3 separate regions of the Homo sapiens genome follow, and regions 2 and 3 are each linked to region 1. Evidence: chromatin contacts called from ENCODE Hi-C or POLR2A ChIA-PET data. All regions are on one chromosome and are shown on one strand. The core of a region is the stretch at or near the end of the contact, and the rest is flanking DNA. Distances in the headings are between cores, read along the strand shown. Region 1 holds the start of GCA (grancalcin). Region 2 overlaps KCNH7 (potassium voltage-gated channel subfamily H member 7). Region 3 holds the start of DPP4 (dipeptidyl peptidase 4).

The links. Hi-C counts contacts between places; a loop is a spot of excess contacts on that map. ChIA-PET counts read pairs that join two places held with the same protein, here RNA polymerase II (POLR2A). Pooled maps may share reads with other maps.
Region 2: a map with no recorded cell type shows a loop between it and region 1 (4-fold over the local background). The contact joins the enhancer-like site here to the promoter of GCA in region 1. A Hi-C loop is called at or near these places in 1 of 168 maps with a recorded cell type or tissue (breast epithelium), 8 of 37 single-sample maps with no recorded cell type and 4 of 50 pooled maps. POLR2A ChIA-PET finds 5 or more read pairs at or near these places in 1 of 52 experiments (Panc1).
Region 3: a pooled map shows a loop between it and region 1 (5-fold over the local background). The contact joins the promoter of DPP4 here to the promoter of GCA in region 1. A Hi-C loop is called at or near these places in 4 of 37 single-sample maps with no recorded cell type and 8 of 50 pooled maps.

What each region holds. Positions count from the first base shown.
Region 1 is chr2:162,342,459-162,345,894 of GRCh38, reverse strand. GCA (grancalcin) reads right to left here and starts at 1,763. Exons shown (of 8, transcript NM_012198.5): 1 at 1,620-1,763. The coding sequence starts at 1,646. RefSeq lists silencers at 1,457-1,536, 1,777-1,926 and enhancers at 1,955-2,124, 1,977-2,206.
Region 2 is chr2:162,731,608-162,735,043 of GRCh38, reverse strand. The region is part of intron 2 of KCNH7 (potassium voltage-gated channel subfamily H member 7); the gene reads left to right. Among named protein-coding and RNA genes, the nearest start is that of KCNH7-AS1, 36 kb to the left of the region's middle. RefSeq lists enhancers at 1,483-1,712, 2,619-2,828, 2,859-3,038. Within about 2 kb of position 1,928, at least 3 of the 41 ENCODE cell types and tissues checked have a DNase peak (open chromatin) inside an H3K27ac peak, as active enhancers do.
Region 3 is chr2:162,072,724-162,076,159 of GRCh38, reverse strand. It overlaps DPP4 (dipeptidyl peptidase 4), which reads left to right and starts at 1,945. Exons shown (of 26, transcript NM_001935.4): 1 at 1,945-2,184; 2 at 2,674-2,761. The coding sequence starts at 2,179. DPP4-DT (DPP4 divergent transcript) reads right to left here and starts at 1,303. Exons shown (of 3, transcript NR_147697.1): 1 at 1,225-1,303; 2 at 549-682. RefSeq lists a promoter at 1-1,540, enhancers at 1,095-1,792, 2,227-2,426 and a silencer at 1,817-2,076.

The DNA of each region.
Region 1 (3,436 bases), core at 514-3,013:
TAAGAAACATTAATAAGGCATGGGTTTCCTTTAACAGGATTTATAAACGTCTCAACTATCTTATTAATATTCTCCTACTAAAGAAATCATGTAAGTTTTATCCCAAAATTTTATCCAATGTATCTTAAAATATTTCAATTACATTTTTTAAAATCAGTGCCTCTAATCTATATATTGCTTCAGCTATTGAGGGTACTTCTCTTTCCGGCGATTAATAATGAGCATGACAACAGCTGAAAAGAGTTGTTTATTTTAAATTCATGGAAAAGGGGATTTAAATATTCAAAACACATACAGACGTTCTCTTTATTGTGTCGTGGAACTCTCCATCAAATTCAAGCACTCTGACAAAAGTGGGTAAGGAAGCACCAAATTATTTGAATGAAAATGTATTACTCTTGCCACCTCACTCTACCATACATATATGAATTCAGAGCATACCAAGAGGAGTAAATATACAAACTTCTAACAGATAGCTTCAACCAAATGAAAATACGTATACGCTAGGGACGTTTTTAAAGACCCACAGGTTTATGCTATCTTGATTAATCTTCGAAGGGGCTTTACTTTCCTTAGGTACCTTAAACTTCCTTCCTAAATTTAAGGACTGAGGAGGCATAGGCATTACAAAGTGGACGGTGCCAGAGGGGATTGAGGCAAGTCTTAAGGAAAGCAAATCAATTTTAGGAACAAGTATGTGTGGAAGTTGAGGACCTGGAAATTCATATCCTAAAACAACAACAACAACCACAACCACAACCACCACCACCACCACCACCACCACCACCACCACCACCACCATGAACTCCAAGGGGTAGGAGTAACTCTTTTGAAGACCACAACCATAGCCCAAAGTCAAGTCCTATATTAAAATCAGTAAAACACAATTTCTCTTTTTAGGTAAAAAACAAATAGAAAATATATTATATTCTACCCACACCGCAATGGATCAAACTACTGTTAACTCTGTTAACACAGCGTGTAGATCACTGACATCGATACTAAAGGTTTGGGCTCCTTTCTGAAAAGAAGGGGCTAGCCACCAGGACTCTACGATTATAACTTGCAACTCCCAAAGGTGATGCAGGATAAAAGTTATAACAAAGAGTAACTTCCCCCCGCCTGGGGGCGAGCGGGGGAGTCTAGAACAGATTGCCCTTCGTATAACAGTAAAGATTAGGAGTTATTTACCGTACACCTTAATTTATTCATAAGGAACTTAAAGAACAAGAAGTGGTCAGGAAATTCAAAAAGAGGATCTCTAGCAACACTGAGTGGGGGGCGGGGGAGGGAAGTACCACAAACGATTACTGGAACAAGAAGAGGGTGGCTTGTTCCTCCATTCCAGGAAATAAATTTCCAAACACACATTACTCCCTCGGCTCCACCAGGACGCTCCTCGAGGGTCCTCAACGACCAGAAAACCTGCGGCTCCAAGTCAGCCCAGGATCAATGCTCGCCCAGGCCCTGGCCCCCAACAGCCCCGGAATCCGGCGCCGCCGAGTACCAGGCGCGGACGCAGGGAGCAGGAGCCAAGGGCGGACCCGCACGTTGGCACCGCCCCCGGGGGCGCCACACCCCGCGAGGAAGAGGGACACGACCAAGCGGCTGGGACTCACCCCTCCTCCGTATCCCGGGTAGGCCATGACGAGCGGGACGAGCGGAGCGAGCGTCACCCTCGAGTCGCGTCCGCAGTGCTGGGAGAAAAAGCACAGGCGCAGGTGCAAGGAGGCGCAGCTGCAGGTGAGGCTGAAAGGCGCACTAACCGCACAGTTCACTCCTCCGAACCCGCCCCCTTCCGCAGGCCAGCCCCGCCCTGCACGGTTCCGATTGGCTGAGTCCCACACTTTGGAGCCAACTCAGCTGCAGTCCGCCCCTTCCCGCAGCCTAGCCCCACCCATCTCTGCCCTGATTGGCTACACCCCATCGGGAGCCCTCCAGTCCCTGCTCGACTCTTACTGGCTCCCTCAGGTTCTCGCGCGCTCTCCTTCTAAATCCCGAAGAAGCCTTGGCTGCTGCAACGGAATTCCCACTCTCTGTGGAAAGGTCTTCTACAAGCCTTCAACTCCTCAAGTTACTTTTCTTTCTAGAAACCCCAAACCGGCAAGTCTGTGACTTATTTTAACCAGCCCTCCACGCTTTTGAGCTGGACTTCAAAGACCCATCTGTGAATTTCAAAATTTTGCAGTTACATTTACTTTTGTGTAGTGTTGATGTCACATCAAAACTTTGCAACCAGGACCACACCTGTGGTCCAGGAGGAGTGCTTCTGCGCCAAAACCCACTTGAGGCCACATTGGACGAACAGGTTATTGATTCTGTTTGGTAGATAAATGGTGACCTGAATTGTGGCATGTTGGCAAATAAACAGGATATCTAGTTAAAGTTGATTTCCAAATAAACTTTTTTAGTGTAAGTATGTCCCAAATATTGCACAGGACGTGAACATACACTAAAAACTTATTTGCTGTTTATACACTGATAATATAGACGGTGTCCTGTATATAATCTGACTCAGCCTTTGGGCAAACTCTTGTTAAATGTTCAATTACTTTGGCTTATTAAGTAATAGCAATGGACAAGTCTGATTTATCTCTGGAACTCAAATGAATTTTGTAGCTCTGACTTTAAAAGGACAAGGCAGCTGTAGCTTTGGCTTATGAACAAATGAAAAAACCAAATGATATTATTTTGAGTTATCTCTGAAGAACAAGAGAAGGGCTAACATGTTTCTTAAAAATAAGGCTATCAAAAAAATGTTAACTATTCACAAAGGAAATCAGCCTTGCAGAGCTGAGTATCTGTTGTTCAGCTATGCTACAGAAGAGGATGTTGGACCTTGTGAAACAATTCTCAGAGGAAACAGCAGAGAGAAAGGAAGATTGCCGATGTCCTAGCTACTCTTGGGAAAGTGTCTGTAAGTTCCTTCAATGCTGTAAGAAATACTTAAGCCACTAAGGTTAAATTATTGGCATAAATAAATAGAGGGGAAGGGTAAAACCTACGTGGCAAAAGGGAAAAATGCATGGCTTATGAAGGTATCAAATGATAAAGCGCTAGAAAGAACAAACCATTGCAAAATTTTATTCCAACGGATTAACTACATATTCAAAGAACTGCTTAGGAAGGATTGAGTGTTTACATTTACAATGTTAGTCTGATTCTGTGGTCAAAATTTTTGTGCATCTTGTTTTCATCAAAATAGCCTTATTGATGCAGCTGCATTTGTGCAGTTGGGAGTTAAGGCCCCATGGGTTTCTTGCCTTTCTGCACATTTAATTGCAAAGATAGTATTTCCTGCCAGGGCAAAGTTTGGGTACGTTTGCTAGCAGCCTTCTTAGGACTTTCCTAAGCTTGGAGTTCTTCCAGTTGCATAACAAACACAGTGCATGTACAACACCCATCTGGCAGCTCCTCTTCGCCTTGTGGGACTTCA
Region 2 (3,436 bases), core at 679-3,178, 390 kb before region 1:
AAGCCTTGTCGTGTCCCAGGGAGGAAGAGACAGGTTCTGCTGGCTTTTAGATCACCAGATTACTAGGCTTGGATGCAAGGCAGAATAAGAAACAGGATTCAAAATTTCTTTTCAAAGACTCCCATCAACATCTAAGTTTGTTGCTTTCATTTGTGATTCCTTTCCTTTAACACCACTCTCTCCAGTCCCTATTTTCATATGTTAAAAGGATTGGCAAGAAAAATCACTGTCAAGTAATCAGATGTTTTTCTATGACTATGCTTTATGGTATAAACTTCATGTATTGAGTCCTACTGAGCTCTGGCTTTTAATATTTAAAGCCATGGTTTTGAAATTAAAAAAAAAAATGCTCTCCAATGATTTATGCCATGAGTTTGAAAAGTCCATTTTGAAACACAAAACACTCAATTTTTGTTTAAAAATCTGTACCTAAGGCAAGGAGTGCCACACTATCTTTCTGGGAGGAAGGGCTTTCATGTTGAAGAGAATCATGGTGGAAAAAAACAGCATAATGTTTCAAAATACATCCCATCATATATGGGCAGGAAAAACGCAATATCGACAAAAAGTGAGAGCTGACACCATGTCGCTTTAGTGCTTGCAGATGAAGACATTACATAAAATTAACATCTATGATCACTATAATTTCTCATTAAAAATTGTTATAAAAACATAAAAAGGTCATAATCTAAAAACAAAGCATAGTTCTCTAAATTGTTAATTCTTTTACAGATAATATGCAGCATTATAAAAAAAGAGAGAGCCACCATATTTTCCTATACATAGTATTTATCTTTGTTCCAGGAGGGAAAAAAATAAATTTTATCATGTGATATCCCAGATTCATGAAGGAATTACTATTTCTACTCAAAAATGCTACCATATTATTATGTAGAGCTTTTTGAATAAGACTTCCTAGAATCCACAATTTAATAATGGAATGAGTTTAGAAAAAAAAAACATAAATTTTGGACCAAAAAATATATCCATTCAAATTATAGTCACTGCCAGTTATTTAAATTTCTGAGCCTCAATTTACTTATTTGAAAACTGGGGAAAGCAGTAACTATACATTTAAGTAATGCTGGTGGTTTAAATGAGGTAAAGTATGAAAAATACCTGGTACATGGTGAGACTTCAGTTAATATTAATTTACATTCAATTTACTCTAGATGACAAACTAAGGAGGAAATATTTATACCATTTTACATAACAAGTGGATATTTCTATCTTGTTCTATTCACTTCCCTTTCTTAAAAAAAAATCAGGTTCAGATCACTGGATCAAATGCTCCTTCTTTTTAGGCAGGCAGGAGATTGCTGCTGATGGCTGACAAAATAAAATGCCAAAGGAGCTGAAAAGATGCATGGGTTAGCTTAGGCTAAGTTCTGCTGTGATGGAAAATGATACCAAAGTCTCAGAGGCTCACAATAACAATCACTTTTGGCTCATGCTACATGCACGTCATGAGTCTGTTTCAGCACTGCTTTGTATTATCTTTGTTCTGAGAATAGACTAGAAGATCATCCCCCATCTGGGGAAATCCTGATCCCTTGGCTGAGGGAAAAATACAGAAGGCAGATTTACATGATGGCTCTTACTGCTTCTGCTTAGATGTGGTATATTTCCCAGTTCATTAGCCAAAGCAAGTTATGTGGCCAAGCTTGATGTCAATGAGTTGGGCAGAAACAATCCTGCAATAGGGAGGGGTTTAACAAATATTTTGAACAATAATGTAATCTACATGGGCTAAAGTAATACGTTTAAAGAAGACAAAATATAGACAATAGAGAATCTGGGAACGATCCATGCTAACTACTCAGCTCTAGTTTATTTGCTTTCACACAGGATTGGCAACCTAGTCACCAAACCTGTTTTTTCAAAGAAGCTGGGAGCTGATGATTGTCGATTCATAGCTCTGAGAGCCAAGCCCACTTCCTGGAAAGTCCTGGCCCCAGAGCTCTAATACCATGTGTAGTATAAGAATTTATATCAGGTCTGAAAGGAATGGACTCCCACTGTTGCTAAATATGCCAAATTTTCGAGACAAGCTCTGAATCTGGAATTTTATATAAAATCTTTGTATTTCAAATGTTATCAATGAATTCAAGTATTTTAAAACAAAGTGCCAGATTAACAAAACATTGTTTCAGGCAAAATCTGGCTCACTGACCACAGTTTCTGAATAATGATGGAGGTGTAGAAAGAGATACCCACACTTTCCTGAATCAGCAGCTTACAAGTGGGAGAAATTTCTATTTCTAACAGGCATAACAAAAGTACCCAAAACTTGTAAAGAGCTACTGCCCATATCTCATCATGCTATTCAAACCTCACAGTAATCCTTTGAGACAGATATTAACAATTATAATTTTACTATTACAAATGAGGATATTGAGGTTCAAAGAAGCAGTGACTTGCTGATGTGAGTGCACCTTATAATTGAAAATGCAGACCACAGGATTCTCAATTCTATCTTCCTTCCATTGTACCTTGCATTCAGTTTAGTTCTACCTACCAGATCCCTAAAATGTGACTTTTAAAGCACTCTATCTTTAACCAGTAACTGGATAAATGTGAAACGCTCCTTATCCATATGAATATACTAACTCTAAGGTAGTATACCTTTTGAAGAAAGAGATCAAAGAATAAGATATCTATATATTGGGTACCTGCTTAACTTACTTTCGGTTTCCTTTTCTATATAAAACCTTTTGGTTTCACAGGTCCTTGATCATTGGTGGCATTCTCATTCACAGTCTGCATCAGAGGCTGTCACGTCATGAGTCGAATGTCCCCTTAACTACTAATATCAGCTCAGGAGATACTTTGCTACAGAAAAGGGAGAAGAGTATTGCCATCCTCTTCACACGTAGTCCCTCTAAATCGTCCTAGAATTTGCCCACTGCCAGTGCATCTTGCTCCCTACACCACTCTGGACAGTGATATCCCTATGGCCACAGAGGAGAGCAAGGTATCCCTAGAAAGCCCCTTCAACATCTGCCTAGTGTCTGTAGTTGCTTACTGTTAACTTACTTTGCCATTTAGCTGAAAACTCAAGTGCCTTAATTCTGCCAACTTTATCTGCCAGGAGTTAACAGTTCAAGTTTCTAAGCCCACAGGCTTCTTCTTATATTTATATTTTTGTAATTAGTAAATATTTCAAACACAGAAAGTAATATAATTGATATCCCTATACCTACCATCCAGCTTTACTAAATTTAACTTTTGCTGCAATTATTTCAGTTTTTAAATATACTCCCTCTAATTGTATTCCTCTGCCCTCTATAAAGTTATAACCTTTTCAGATGTATCTGCAACCCTAAATTTAGTATAGATCATTTTCATAAATATTTATGTGCTTTCATAAATATTTTATATTTTCATAAATATTTTCATGGACATTTCATAGCAAATATCCATAAAAATAAGGTAT
Region 3 (3,436 bases), core at 696-3,195, 270 kb after region 1:
AAGGAGTTTCCTACAACTAGGCAACAGATGAGGGAAAGGAGTCAATGTTATGCAAAGTAAGCTGGCACTAGCAATAAGTAGATGGCTGCTGCATCAGAGTCCCTCCCAGGGATGTCCTGAAACACAGCAGAAAGGGAAATCTTACTGACAAACAGAACTTTGAGCAGAACATCTGCTTTTCTATTTTGCAAGAAAAAAGAGATGGCCCAATGTAAGATCTACACTGACTCATCAGTGGTGGCTAATGTGTTGGCCAGCTGCTACCTTAAGGATTTGGAAAAAACAAGATTGAAAGACTGGTGACACAGAGGTCAAGGTGGGGGAGGCATGTGAGAGAGTCTCTTGAAATGGGCACAGGGTGTGAAGATATTTGCGTCTCATGGAGTGCCCTCCAGAGAACAAATTGACCTGTCCCGTAGATGTCAGCCAGCCTCCTGCCAGCTTCCTTGGGGCTTGCTGAATGTACAATGAGTGCCATGGTGCTGGCATGGAGATGAAGCACAGGCTTAACTCTCCAGACTTCCTTCACCGAGGCTGATGTGGCTTACCAATGCTGAGTGAGCAAAATGCTGAGAGTGAAGGGCAGCACTGAGCCCCCTGTGGCACCATTCCCCGTAGTCCGTGTTAAATGGCCTCTCTTCACAGCATCAGTTCACAGGGTCCAGTAACACCATTGACTCATCTTCCTCAGCAGTTGGAAGAGGGAGGAGGAGAGTTAGTTTCAGCCTCTGGAGTTGGGGGTGAGTGAGGATACTGATGTATCACAAGCAACTAGTGGGCAAGGGGGAAAAGATGACTGAGTTCAAAAGCAATGCCTGGATTGGAAATAAAAGATGGAAAATTGCATTAATTCATAATCATGTGGTAATGCCCCATCGGACTCTGCATTCTTAATCTTTTACCTCTACTGACAGAGAGGCTTTGCTTTTCAGCTGCTGTGAACAAGCTGAAGAGGCCTTATCCTCTTATCTGCAAGAGTGGAAGTAATCACAGGGGGCCCTAAAGGCAAATGTTTACCTGTGTATTTTATCGTGAAAGTGCCAAGGGTCCAGACCTCACCTCTCTTGTCCCACTTTATCTCCAGTACCTAGAAGGGAGGCTGGCACATTGTAACCACTCAAACATCTGTGGATGACTGGAATAAATGGGAGGATGTAGGAATGAATGAACGAATGAATAATCCTTTAGGGAACAATAGAGAGCTGGGGGAGGGAGAAGCCATACCTGATCTTTTATTCTTCTCCAAAACCCTTGAAAAGACTATGAGAGGCCGCATAGAGTAGCCATTAAGACCTTGAACTCTTAATTTAGGATCTACAACTTCCTAGCTGAATGGCTTGGCCAAGTTATTTATTCTCTGTGTACAGTCTTCCTTCCTGTAAAACAAACACAGTAAATGCTTAGAGCAGCACCTGGGAAAAAGTCAAGTTCCACATAAGTGTTACTGTCATTATTTTTGTCATCTTGATGAGTGTGTAAGCCTGCAAGACAATCGGGAAATTCCCTAGGGAGGGTGAATCCAGATACTCAGCTTCCAAGGGCCATTCAAGAGGGAACAATCACCTTTTCTCTTTGCCTTTCATACTGCTTTAGACCCCTCACTGCTTCCTAACATAACTTTCACTGGCAAGAGACGGAGTCCTGGGTTTCAGTTCCAGTTGCCTGCGGTGGGCTGTGTGAGTTTGCCAAAGTCCCCTGCCCTCTCTGGGTCTCGGTTCCCTCGCCTGTCCACGTGAGGTTGGAGGAGCTGAACGCCGACGTCATTTTTAGCTAAGAGGGAGCAGGGTCCCCGAGTCGCCGGCCCAGGGTCTGCGCATCCGAGGCCGCGCGCCCTTTCCCCTCCCCCACGGCTCCTCCGGGCCCCGCACTCTGCGCCCCGGCTGCCGCCCAGCGCCCTACACCGCCCTCAGGGGGCCCTCGCGGGCTCCCCCCGGCCGGGATGCCAGTGCCCCGCGCCACGCGCGCCTGCTCCCGCGCCGCCTGCCCTGCAGCCTGCCCGCGGCGCCTTTATACCCAGCGGGCTCGGCGCTCACTAATGTTTAACTCGGGGCCGAAACTTGCCAGCGGCGAGTGACTCCACCGCCCGGAGCAGCGGTGCAGGACGCGCGTCTCCGCCGCCCGCGGTGACTTCTGCCTGCGCTCCTTCTCTGAACGCTCACTTCCGAGGAGACGCCGACGATGAAGGTGAGTGCCGCGCCACGTACGTCCCCGGGGCGAGCTGTGGGGACCTCTTCGCCAAACTCCCCAAATGGCCCAAAAGCTGGCGAAACCGGACCAGGGACTCCCCTTAGGCGGAAGCCCCAAGGCCACCCTCTGACAGGTGAAGGGACGTCCCAGAGCTCTCGCTTAGCTTTCGGACCCTGGCTTCTGCTAGGACCCTGGCGTCGAGCTTTGAATGTCCCGGAGAGCCACTCACAGAACGCACGCCCGAACCCGGGCAGGGGTAGAGAAACCAACGCTAATGTGCTCTGAAGGCACAAGTTCAAGGGCACCCGCCTTAGAGAACTCCAACTGGCGCACTCCAGACGCCACCCCCACCCCCAGCCCGCGGTCTCCCTCTTCTAACGCACTCCCACCTGCAAATCCTGCTGCCTCTGGAGCAGCCCCGACCCTCCTACGGAAACTGGGGCCACACGCTTCCCTCTAATTGGACTTGATCTGCTCGGCTTGCAGACACCGTGGAAGGTTCTTCTGGGACTGCTGGGTGCTGCTGCGCTTGTCACCATCATCACCGTGCCCGTGGTTCTGCTGAACAAAGGCAGTAAGTTTGAAACATTTGAAAAAGATAGGACAGTTGGAGCTCAGGTCAGGCTCCGTCTTACCACGCTAAGGGAAACGAGGGATTTTGCGTGGGGTTGGACCAGTGCCCCGAAGTGTAGCTGAGAAGGCTTCCCAGTTGTTGTTGCTGCTTGTAGAGCAGCAGCTGGATTCACTTCGCGGGGTCTTCAGTGTTTAGGCTGAAACTCTTGCGGCTTTCACGTCTTGTTATGTATAATAAATGCATGCTTCCTGAAATTAGGGAGAGTCGGGATTTTTAAAATTTCAATTTTAAATTTAATTTGTAAATTTTTAAATTTACATGTAATTTTTGAGAAAAGTTTTTGGGTGTGATCGAAAAAGGAAAAAAGGCAGTGTTTAAAGAGCCCAAAGACAGCAGTAAGGATATCTGAAATGGAAAGGAAAAATGAGAAAGCAAGCCCCAAAATACAGTTTTGAGAAATGATGTTCCACAGGGAACCCAGACTGTTTTCCCTCAAGGGTGGTGAGAATTCAGTTGGAGGGTGGGGAGGCAGGGAAGTAATTGACCAATTTAGCAGTATTGCAGAGCTAAATAATAAAGCTGGTATACACGATAATATTTAAGAAGGGTCTGGAATCAGTGATGTTTTGGTGGATTCTTTTATTTAAGGACTTTCATGTCTTTTTAGCTTGCCTA